Linked DNA regions of Homo sapiens: region 2 is linked to region 1. Evidence: chromatin contacts called from ENCODE POLR2A ChIA-PET data. All regions are on one chromosome and are shown on one strand. Each heading gives the region's core, a stretch centred on a gene start or an enhancer-like site at or near the end of the contact. The rest is flanking DNA. Distances are from core to core; before and after follow the strand shown.

Region 1 (5,835 bases), core at 1,581-4,080:
AGCAGCACATCTGTTATAAGGTCTCATCAAAAAAAAGTGTCTTTTCTTCTCTGGTCTTTATTTCCAGTAGCAACGATAAGCTTCCAGCTTCTGTTTTCCATCTGAGAGAGGTCAAACATTTTATTGGGATGGAGTCCAAGCTACTGTCTGTCAAAAGGAATAGAGAAGCCAAACCATTCATGTAGGACATTTCCAGAGCTGTCCTAACAAAGTTGCTTCCTCCAGGCATGCTGCCCCTATGAGCAGCAGGCTCGAGTTCAGCCCCACGCCGGCCCCAACAGCCTGGCACCCTTGTGAACACCCACACAACTTGGCCTGCACTCTTCAGCTCTGTGTGCAGCTCCTTATGTGATTACCAGACACACTCCAATCATAGTGCCCACCTGAAATCCAGAGATGATCTCTTATTTCACATAGGTATATGGACTGAGAGACTGAAAATACAAATAGACAGAGGGTGAATATACAAATAAGCAGACATACATTTTTTAAAAAGTGACCCACAATCTATGCAACCAGCCCAGGAAACCAACCCATCATCTGCAGGAGCCAGCCCAGGAAGCCAGCCTGATGTCTATGACACAGACTTTTAGGAAGTCAGACGCTATCTCTAGTAACCATCCAGGAAGCAAAACAAAAACCGTTGTAACATTTGCTCCAAAAGGGCCAGGACTTAATTAAAAACTGACAGTTTTTCTAATTTCTGTCCCTATTTCTGAGGACCAAGCAGAGAAAGCCAAGTTGCACTCTACCAAATCCCATGGGACACCTCACTTCCAGTGAGCCCCCTCCAGCTTCCCGCACCAGCAGCCTCCAATCAGCACACTCTCCGAGCCTTCCCTTTCCCCCACTATGAAGCTTCCCCACTCCTCTGCCTGCCTCTGAGTTTCTGCCAAAAGACAAGTGATGGCAGCTGACTTGCTCATAGCACGTTCTGAGTAAGTAAACAGCCTTTGCTTATTCTCATTTGATTTTTCTTCATTTATTTCCACACGACAAAAATAAAAATTCTTTCCCAATAACTTCCGGTATTTCTTCAAGGGCAATTCTATTACATGAATGGGCTCAGCTTTTTGAGAAAGAGTCTGGTATCCACTGCAAGTAGGAAGAGATGACTTCCGAATTTCTGCGGGATTTTCCCAGAGGGCTCTGTGAGGCGAGTGACTTGTTACACTGCCCTGTGCAAAATGTCCATGGGTCAGAGAAGAGAATGAAAGTGTAGACTTTACAGCCCCACTCCCCAGGGACATTTGGACTCCTGTGATAATTCAAAATTTTACCCAGACCCCAGGACTCATGTCAAACTCTATTTCTTCCCAAAATATCTTCCCAAGCCCTTCCAGAGGAGAAGACTTAACCCGAGGGCTGCCTTCCCAGCCTCAGCCCTCACACTGTACTTGAAATCCAACCATCCTGGTCCTATTTGTGCCCCTGAATTAAAGTGCATTTTCATCTCCTATAACATGCCTTTTCCCTAGCCCCCAGTAAATGTTTCCCCAATATTCAAGGCCCAGATGAAATGGCACTTCCTCTCTTTATCTTCCCCTAACTTCCCCAAGCAAAATTACTTGCTCCCTCATCTCTGTTTGCAGAACTGAATGTAAACCTCTGCAACAGAACTTGCCATGGGACATCAGAGCAATTTGCTTATATGGCCTCCCCCTAGATGGACAGATACTCCTCAAGGACAGGAACTGTGTCCTTGATATGATGTATGCTCAGTCTTTGAACTGTGTGTACGTCATATCTCTATAGCAAGTGAAACTGGAGGGAAGAGAAGGGAAGGGAAAAGAAGGGAAGGGAAGGGAAGGGAAAGAGGGGAGGGGAGGGAGGGAAAGAGGGGGGAGGGAGAAAGGAGACATGAGGGAAGGAAGAAAGGAGGAAAAGGAAAGAAGGAAAAAAGAGAAAAGAGAGGAAAGTAAAGGAGGGAGGGAGGGAGACAGGGAAGAAGGAAGGAAGGGAGGGAGGGAAGCAGGAAGATTTTAAGAGGCGCTTAGCACATCCAACCTTTATCATGCCCTTCAGTTTTCTACATAAAGCTCTATTTGCAGGTGCCATTTCTGTTCAGGCACACCTAATAATGTTGTAGTGAGAGTCTAGTATGTAGCATTTGCTAGTAACAGAGCAAAATGTGTACACCTCCCTGAAGTTGGTAAGACACAAATGCTATCTCTTCGGCGAGTGGACAGTCGGATGAAGAGTCCCGCCTGTGCCCCTCGCCAGCTCTGTGCTCGCTTCCTAAGCTTCCTGGACCCAAGCTTTGGCATCGGTAACATGAGAACGCTAACAGCAACTCAGAGGGCTGCTACTGTACAATTAAATTAGACGTGTAGGTAAAAGTCCTGGCACAGGAAAAGCAGTCAAGACATGTTTATTTCTTTGTCTGCTTTGATTTTCTCATCTTTATTCAGGCATTCAAAATCAGAATTCAGTAGACCTGGATTGTTTCAGGCACCCAGGCACACAAAAATCATTTTTCCTCCAGAGCTCAAATGCTAAAAGCTTTAATATTTTTGAGTGACACCTCCAAAACAGGAAGTTACATTAACAAGCAAACCCATCTTCATGGATGAAACAGAGTCACCAATCTCAGAGATAAAACACACTCAGTGCTGCTGTCTTAGAAAGCCACTTCTTCCTCTGGACTCTATCCACCCCTTCCTTCCCCACCCCCAAGTTCTCTCTCCAGGTCAAGAGAAAGGCTACCCAGACACAAGCCTCTCCACTCAGTCAGCTTTTAAAAAGAGCTCTGCATTCCAGGGAGCTGAACCACAGTAAAAACAAAAACATTGCCTGCAGGGAGGATAACAGAAAGGAATTTGGGGCATGAAACAAGCTGCCCATCTGACTTCAGAAAGCCCAGCCAAGCCCTCCAAGGGCAGCTTCGGTGACCCCTCGCCCCTCTCCTGGGGTACTTGCTGCTGCTCTGGTTTTATTTATACTGGTTGCCATCAAAGCAAAGGGTGAAAAATGGTTTAGGCAATTTGGTTGAAAGAGGGGGAGTAGGAGGAAGAGAGGGTAGAAAGAGTAATGATAGAGAGAAAAGAAATTAAAACTGTATTAAATAAGACAGGGAAACTCTACAAATAACCAATTTAATTGAGGGGAGTAAAGAACTGAGAAGAGTGACTCGAAGTTAGATTCTAAACAGGCCAGGTTTGTCCTTGGTGCCCTTTTCCAAAGGCTCTATTTGGAGTTATCGTCCGTGGAATTTGCTAAGCAAGGCAGAAAGATGGAGGGCTGTAAGGATGTGTGATCACAGGTCACTGAAGATGGCATCAATCTCTCTGACATCCACACACCTGAAACCAGGCTGCAAATACAAAAACAGCCTTCTTGAAACACAGAAGAGGTGCACTGTGGGCTCTGTGGGCTTCTAGCATAATAACCGCCTTTCTCCTCCAAACTACGAAAGGGGCTGGCTGGACCCAAGCTCAGAGCCCACCTGGTTCGTGCTGACCTCATTTTCAGGTATTCCCTAGGAAGCGATGGATGTGGGAAACCCAGCAGGCTGGGAGGCACCAGCCATTTAACTTCAGTTTTGAATGATATTTGTCTTCTGAGTTGGCCCTGCAGGAAAGGGATGAGTGGTCCTGAAGTTGTCAATACAATACAGAGTGAAGGCTGGAGGCTCATCAACATCCAAGAAAACTCAAGGCAAGACCCTGCCTCGTCTCGTGGAGTTTGTCTTGACCCCAGTAGAGCAGAATCTTCCCTCTTCTGTGCTCCCAGAACATGGAATCCACATCCCTATTAATCCGTCAATCACATGTATTATAATCTATAGATTTGCGTGTTAGTCTACTTAGTAAACTATGAGTCTCTCTCTAAGGACTGTGTCTCATCCAACTCTTTAACTCCAGTGTTCAGCACAGTACCTGGTATATTATAGATTTTCAGTAAACATTCATTAGATAAATGGATTAAATTGACCAAAACCTAAAAGAGAGAGACCTCTTCTTCAACTAGTCCCCACTGACACCAAAAGTAGACATGCTTTGGTGTCAAACAAGTCCAAAACAATTATTGTCCAAACAAATGGACAATAATTTACTCACTTTTATGTTTCCACCTGGCAACTTAATTTTGAGAAGCTAACTATAAATAACAACAATTTTTGCAAAAGATGTAGCAAATATTTCCACTTAAATTTATTTGTGCTGCTTCCCAAAGTGGCTGGGATCCCCAGAACTTTAATGAAGAATTCTAATGAATCCAGGCATGGTGGCCCATATCTGTAATCCCAGCATTTTGGGAGGCCGAGGCAGGTGGATCACTTGAGCTCAGGAGTTGAAGACCAGCCTGGGCAACATAGTGAGACCTTGTCTCTACAAAAAATTTTTTAAAAATTAGCCTGGTGTGGTGGTGCACACCTGTGGTCCCAGCTACTCAGGAGGCTGAGATGGGAAGATCACTTGAGCCAGGGAGGTTGAGGCTGCAGTGAGCCGAGGTTGCACCACTGCACTCCAGCCTGGGTGACCCAGTGAGATCCTGTCTCAAAAAGAAATAAAAGGAATTCCAATGATAATTTTCAAATACAATAGTCTCTGCTAATTTGCTGAGGTCAGTCTTTCAATTACAGACTCTTGAGTTCCACCCTAACCTCACTGCATTAGAATAGTCAGGGAAAGGATTTAGGAATCCACACATTTTGAACAAGATCTTCAAGTGGTGGTTAGGATCACGCAAATTTAGGTAGTGCTCTGTCAGGGAGTACTAATACTAGAAAAAGCAAGACATTAGGAGCCAAAGGACCTGTGTTCTCTACCTGTCATTTACTAGCTGTATCACTTTATGCAATTATTTAACTGTACTGAGTTTATTTTCTCATCTGTAAAGGAAGGGAAGTAATGCCTGCCCTACTTACCCAGCAGGCAGGGTTACTGTTAAAATCAAATAGGATGCTATAAGAAAGGGACAATGTTCTGAAAAAAGCGCCACCAGTATAATGAACTCAGCCTCAACCATTTATTCATACATGTACCCTTTTCTGCCTTCAAGACAACATAATCTCTCAAAGTTGAGAATAAGTGGGCATTTCAGCGCTTAGCAAGAGTCAGGAATCCCCAAAAAACGTGGGAGTGGAATAATTTCTTGATACTATGACAAGCCAGCAGCAAAACTACTGCTGTGAGGGATTCTAAGCCTCATGATCACACAACAGCGACAGTCCAAGTTGGGGAGTGAGAGGTCTTTTCCTTCTAGAACCTTCCAAGGGACTCAAGAGCAACACCTGCCAGGCTGAGCAGTGAAGGACAGACTCTCCAGTGATGGTAGAGACTTAGGCATGCATACATCTACAGACATGGGAAGGAAGGGGGAGGTTCTGTTGTCTGTTTCTACAAACTGACCATCTGTGACACCGTCCTATCTATGAGTCACCCAACTAATTAAACTACTTCACTTAGTCTAGTCCAGAAAAATGAGAAGGAAGGTGCTCATGATTCCCTCTGTTGGTTTTAATTGTACCATGTATAAATCATTGACTTTGTGAATCTTTGCTCTGTCAGTCTTTCATTTTTCTGTGACAGTTTTTCATTTTCTGTCAGTCTTTTCATTGTTCATTCTCCAAAGAATGTTGCCCCAATTGTTTATTCTTAAATTTGCCTTCTTAAGTCTGAAACCCCATTAAGGCAAGTGACATTTTTTTGTAATGCCACCAGGTAGTCCAGTTATGAGTATTTTGTTTCATGGAATAGTCAGGAGCTACTCAGGCAGCTGGAGACATAAAGAGAAATCAACCCAACAAGAGCAGCCCTGCACAGCACCATGATGGAGTGGGGAAGATGAACGGTATTTGAAGACCGTGGTTCCAACAAGGTCAGAGTGTAAGGA
Region 2 (5,835 bases), core at 1,292-3,791, 78 kb after region 1:
TCATTGCATCTCCATGACATCATTTAACATGATCCTCTTTCCTGCTATTATTTCTTGTAAATTGGCTGTTAGATCAAAAGGCTTGGTCAAATTCAGATTCGATTGGCAAGACTGGGTGATGATGTACACCTCTCTCAGAAGCAATTTATGTCTGTTTGTCTCTGTTTTTATGATGTGAATAGCTATTGATAATTGTCACCTAGATTCATTATTATATCCGTAGCTGCAAAACAATAATATTCTATTGTTCTGTTTTTATTAGTTAGAATTCTATAAAGACATTTTTCCTCATTAGAGTTTAGTTTCCCTGAGATACAGTTTACATAGGATAATCATGAAAAAATATATTGGTTTCTTCATGTGTTTTCTTTATCCTTTTTCAAAATAATGAATTGGATCTCTAGTATCCTCCAAAGGTAACGAATGAGGGTTATTTTGATTTTGTTCTTGTTTTTTTTTTAGTATCATTATGAACTCATAGACTTAAACATATTCAACATGTTTCAATTCATTGCAATTATTCTTATCGACTCTCAGCTTGTAATGACTATTATTGACCCTCAAGTGATCTGATCCTACCCTTTGACTCCCCTCATTACTCTTAGATACTTTCTTTTCTTTCTACTATAACTAGATGGTCCAGACTGATCTCCCCGCAAGGTTTGGATTCAGCCGGTCTCCAAAGAGCCCCCATTTCTTTTTGTGGGAAATAGTATTTGAAACCAGAATCTGGGTGCTGGGGTGCTCATTGCTACTGAGTTGTCCTTGTTTCTAGGCCTTTTAAGTAAACAGAGCTAGGTAGGAAATACTTTTCATTTTCCTTAAGATAAAAGCGTCATAAGTTCATATTGATATTACAATTCAAATTCAGGACCAGAAAGTTTTGATTTAACCTCATCTACCTTACAACTCCTCTTTTGGGCAACACCAAACACCCAACTTTCCAGCAACACCACATGATTGCATCTTTGCTTTATTCCACAGTACATATACAGCACCATACCAATGCTGACACTGCCAAGATGCTAACCAAACCAACAAACAAAAAGAACCAAAAACAGGTTTTCATGAATTTTGTCCTTAAAGCATATCTTACTAAGAGTATACAATTAAATGACTGTGCTATAAAGTCACTTAAAAGAGGTCCACACTGGGTGATGATGTCATCAATTTGATGTACAATATGCTTTGTTCTGCTTTCAGTTTTTTAGGGATTTCTTTTTTAATTTGATATTTCTATAATTATGCAAAGGCCAAACCTTATTTTCAATATACCACCCATTGGCATTGGATAAATGTTAATTTTTTTAAAAAATGTTTTATTACAAGCAAAAAGTGTACCTAAACCCTGAAAATGGATATGTGAATTATCTTAGAGGGTTGGTCTTTTAAAAAGTAGTAGAATAGTCATTCCATTATCTGAATATGGAAAGTAAAACAGATAATTTAGTGCCTAACAATCCACTTATACTGAAATTTCTTTTGTATTTTGTTATGTTGATTTGGCAAAAGTTTCTTTTCCTTATGTTTACTTCTGCTGACAGAGTAAACTCATTAAGTATTCTGGGATAGGGAAGGTGTAACACAGTAACAACATTCCCCACTAAACTTTGATATTTCTGATTCAATGATGAGTTACCTTGTAGGATTGTTCTATTTCTCTCAGACTAATACACACTTTGTTTATTCATTCTTCAAAGTGGAAAATATTTTGTATTTTCACAAATCTTTTGGAAATATTCAACATATACTACTAATTTTCTTTCTTTCTTCCTTTCTTTCTTTTTTGAAGATACAAGAATGTAGCAAGTTAGTGGGGCAAAGTTATGCACCTTGTTTATTTATATACCAAAACTTCATAAATTATGTAACCAGCCTTCTGGTACTGCAAAAAAAGATCATTAATGCCATTAATGGCTTATTTCCTTGAGCTGTAATTATTTGACCCCTATCTGACATACTCCGTGTTCTGTGAATAATCTTTAAATGTATAATTCTACTGCTAGTGTTGAGCTGTAGATCAACAGTAGAAAAACCAGTTTTTCGAATTCACCACTACAACACAATTAAAATCCTCATGAATTATGCTACACGTTAGAAACTCCTAATGGACTGTGAACTTTTTGCTATTCAATTTGATTGTTCAAATTTACAGATTCCTGAACCAAACTAAGGCAAATTTCAGTTCCCATCATATATAAATTCTCTTAGACTAGCAAATGAGTTAACGAGTTACCGCTGGCAGCCATGTCAATAGATTGCCATTTAGAGATCCAGATCCAGTCTACTGCAGCCACCGAAGCCCGGCCTTGGGGCCTTTCTACCAGTAACTAGCTCCCCAACAGTTCGAGTGGAAATTTACCATCACTTCTCCACCTGTCTCACACCCCGCCCTCAGCCCCGCCCCTTCCACCGGCCCCGCCTCCTGTGCTTTGGCGCGCGCTCTCCACGCCCCTTCCGTTCAGCCAATCGCCGCTGAAGTTTGCAGGAGTGGGACTTCTGTTTCCACCAATGCGGGAGGTTCTTGTTCTGCAGGTCTCGCGTCTGCCAGGAGCTACGGCCGGAAGATGGCGGCGGCCGCAGAGTTGTCGCTACTGGAGAAGTCCCTGGGACTGAGTAAGGGGAATAAATACAGTGCTCAGGGCGAGCGACAGGTGAGAAGGAGAGGCGGCGCGGAGGGGAAGAGGTGGACGGGAGCGGGGCCTGCCGAGCCCTGGCAGGACCCGGGCCGGCCACCAGATACGGGCGGAGTGAGGATGCTGCTACCCAGCTCCCCACGTGTCTGCGCCGCTAGCCGGCTGGCGCCTCTGGGCCTCGGCCCCTGCCATCCTACCTCCTGGAGGGAGGGGTTAACCAGCTCAGGTTGGGCTTGGCCTGAACTTCACCTCCTGGGAAATTGTCATCATCCCATTATGAGGAAACAAAACCAGTTGGAGGAGGGTCCTCACAGGGCTCTTAGACCAACCTGGAATGTATTCAGTAACTGGCTTTTTTTTTTTTCCCGTAATCGCACCTTTCATTCAGTTATTGCGCAGCGACTCCGTTATAGCTAACAGGGTGCCAGGTAGCACCGTGCTGGGTCTGGGGAATACAATGATGATTTAGGGGAACATGCTTCCTCCTCTCAGGCAGCTTGCTTTTTGGCCAGGTGGACAAACATTGCAACCATTTAAATTGGAAGAGTGCCACGTTGCACCATAAATGGCAGAGAGAACACCTAAGGAGTCTTGGCCCAATCTAGGGGATTCGGGGAAGGCGTTTCTAAAGCCTTGGATTATCAGTTTAAGTGTTACGACCCACAGTGAATGCGGGAAACATCACAAGGTATGAGATTGCCTGGTTAGGCACTGTTAGAACGTTTGTGTTTTATAGTTGTTTGTCGTAGAAGGAATGTATTAGAGAAGGAAATTGGTTGTAGGAAGACTACTTTGGATATATGTTTTTTTTGCTCCTTTGAGATTTTTTCCAAATGATGTTTGGTTTTTGTCTTTAATTTTTTCTCTTCTTCATTTGGTCCATGTGAAGATCTTGTCTAGAAAGTAGTAGTATAGTTTTTATTTAAGTTAACCTGAAGCCTAGAAAGGTTAAGTGTTCAGCCTAAGATCAGCCCTGTGATTGGTGGCAGAGTAGGCGTTGGAGCCAAAGTGGCCTTCTTTTGGTGTTTCCTCTGCCCCAGTGATAATTCCGTCCCTTCGGCCCCTACTCCCTAGCTTAGTGTATATATTATATAATATATATGTAGTATAAATATAATATATATGGCCGAGTGGACAAACATTGCAACCGTTTAAATTGGAAGAGTGCCATATATATATATATATATATATATATATATATATATATATTTTTTTTTTTTTTTTTTTGAGACAAAGTCTCACTGTGTCGCCCAGGCTGTAGTGCCATGGCATGATCTCGGATCACTGCAACCTCTGCCTCCCGGGTTCAAGCGATTCTTCTGCTTCAGCCTCCCAAGTAGCTGGGGTTACAGGTGTTCGCCACCACGCTCAGCTAATTTTTGTATTTTTAGTAGAGACCGGGTTGCACCATGTTGGCCAGGCTGGTCTTGAACTGGTGACCTCAGGTGATCCACATGCCCTGGCCTCCTAAAGTGCTGGGATTACAGGCGTGAACCACTGTGCCTGGCCTAGTTTATATTTTTTAGGGACCATTGCCAAGATATGAGTATTATCTAGTATGAGAAACAATCATCAGCAAATAATTTAAAGCACAACATAGTAAGCACTTCATGGACTGTCGTGGGTGAGCAGCAACTCTCTGGGGCTGGTGGCGCCAGGGTAAGAATTTACCAGGACAGCTGTACGTAAAGAAAAGCAGATTTATTAGAGAAAGTATGAAAATATGTTGCAAGAGTGCAACAGGCAAGTTAGTAAGAGAGGAGCTAACTGCAAGGAAACAAAGGCTGGCTGGGGATTTTACGGAATAGTACTTCAGTTGTGTGCTGAAGAGGGGTTTGTGCAGTACTGATAACACCAAGGTTGCAGTGAGCTAACTTGAGTTTTCTATCAGCCGAAGGTCCGGTGATAGCTGGACATGGAAAGATTGTTGAGTTATTTGTGCAGAAGGGCTGTGTCCTGGACCATGAAGAAAGGCAGACTTGTAGCTTATCGCCCTTCTCTTTTTGCTTTCCCTTGGTCCCCTCAACCTGACTTCTTTTCCCTAATTAGGACTCCATATGGAGCAAAACACTGTTGAGGAGTGTGAAAAAGGAAGTTAATTCTGACTATAAAAGTGGATGTATAAACTCATGGAAGAGCTGGCATTTAAGGGATTATGCTTTGAAAGATGTGTAAAACCAATAAATTATGAAGGATTGGGAAGTTTAGGGCAGTAAGTAAACCAATATGAGGAATGATGCAATGCAAGGTAAACCCCAAATTACAGTTTGAGGCCCAACTGTGAAGACTTCCGAGTTCAGAGTGTGGTTTTTAATTTAATTTTAATTAAAGCATTTTAGCAGTTAGCAGCTAGTGAAAGTTTCTGTTTACTTGTATGGGGAAAGGGTTGGCCATATGTGATAAGATTCAGCCATTTTTTGAGAAGACAGCTGACAGCAGTGAGCCAGCAATAAGGCATTCTCTGCAACATTACCAATCATAGTTTAAAAATTGAAAGCAGTTCAGAGATCCTTATCTAGGATATTGATTCTTTAAATTATGGTACATCAACACATTGACATACAGTCACGTGTTATTTAAAGACAAGGATACATTTCAAGAAATGCATTGTTAGGCAGTTTCATCATGTGTGAACATTATAGAGGGTTCTGTTTTTTTTTTGTGTGTGTGTGTGTGTGTGTGTGTGTGTGTGTGTGTGTGTTTTTGAGGCGGAGCTTCACTCTTGTTGCCCGGGCTGGAGTGCAATGGTGCGATCTCGGCTCACTGCAACCTCTGCCTCCCGGATTCAAGGGATTCTCCTGCCTCAGCCTCCCGTGTAGCAGGGATTACAGGCATGTGCCACCACGCCCGGCTAATTTTTGTATTTTTAGTAGAGACGGGGTTTCTCCGTGTTGGTTAGGCTAGTCTCATACTCCCGACCTCAGGTGATCCGCCCACCTCAGCCTCCCAAAGTGCTGGGATTACAGGCGTGAGCCACTGCGCCCAGCCTTAGAGTGTTCTTAAACCTAGATAGTTTATCCTACTTCACAAATAGTAGGTATATGATATAGCCTATTGCTCCTTCAGGCTACAAACCTGTACCGCATGTTACTGTACTGAATAATGTAGGCAGTTGTAACACAATGGTAAGTATTTATGCATCTCAATATACTGAAACATAGAAAAGGTACAGTAAAAATACTTGATTATAATCTTAAGG

Evidence for each region. ChIA-PET counts read pairs that join two places held with the same protein, here RNA polymerase II (POLR2A).
Region 2: POLR2A ChIA-PET joins it to region 1 with 16 read pairs in BJ. The contact joins the promoter of EEF1E1 here to the enhancer-like site in region 1. POLR2A ChIA-PET finds 5 or more read pairs at or near these places in 4 of 52 experiments (BJ, Panc1 and WTC11).

What each region holds. Positions count from the first base shown.
Region 1 is chr6:8,177,419-8,183,253 of GRCh38, reverse strand. The region is part of intron 2 of LOC105374910 (a long non-coding RNA gene); the gene reads right to left. Among named protein-coding and RNA genes, the nearest start is that of EEF1E1-BLOC1S5, 78 kb to the right of the region's middle. RefSeq lists an enhancer at 2,841-3,386. Within about 2 kb of position 2,830, at least 2 of the 41 ENCODE cell types and tissues checked have a DNase peak (open chromatin) inside an H3K27ac peak, as active enhancers do.
Region 2 is chr6:8,099,254-8,105,088 of GRCh38, reverse strand. It overlaps EEF1E1 (eukaryotic translation elongation factor 1 epsilon 1), which reads left to right and starts at 2,541. Exons shown (of 4, transcript NM_004280.5): 1 at 2,541-2,654. The coding sequence starts at 2,568. It overlaps EEF1E1-BLOC1S5 (EEF1E1-BLOC1S5 readthrough (NMD candidate)), which reads left to right and starts at 2,494. Exons shown (of 7, transcript NR_037618.1): 1 at 2,494-2,654. RefSeq lists silencers at 2,289-2,488, 2,629-2,748, 2,957-3,142.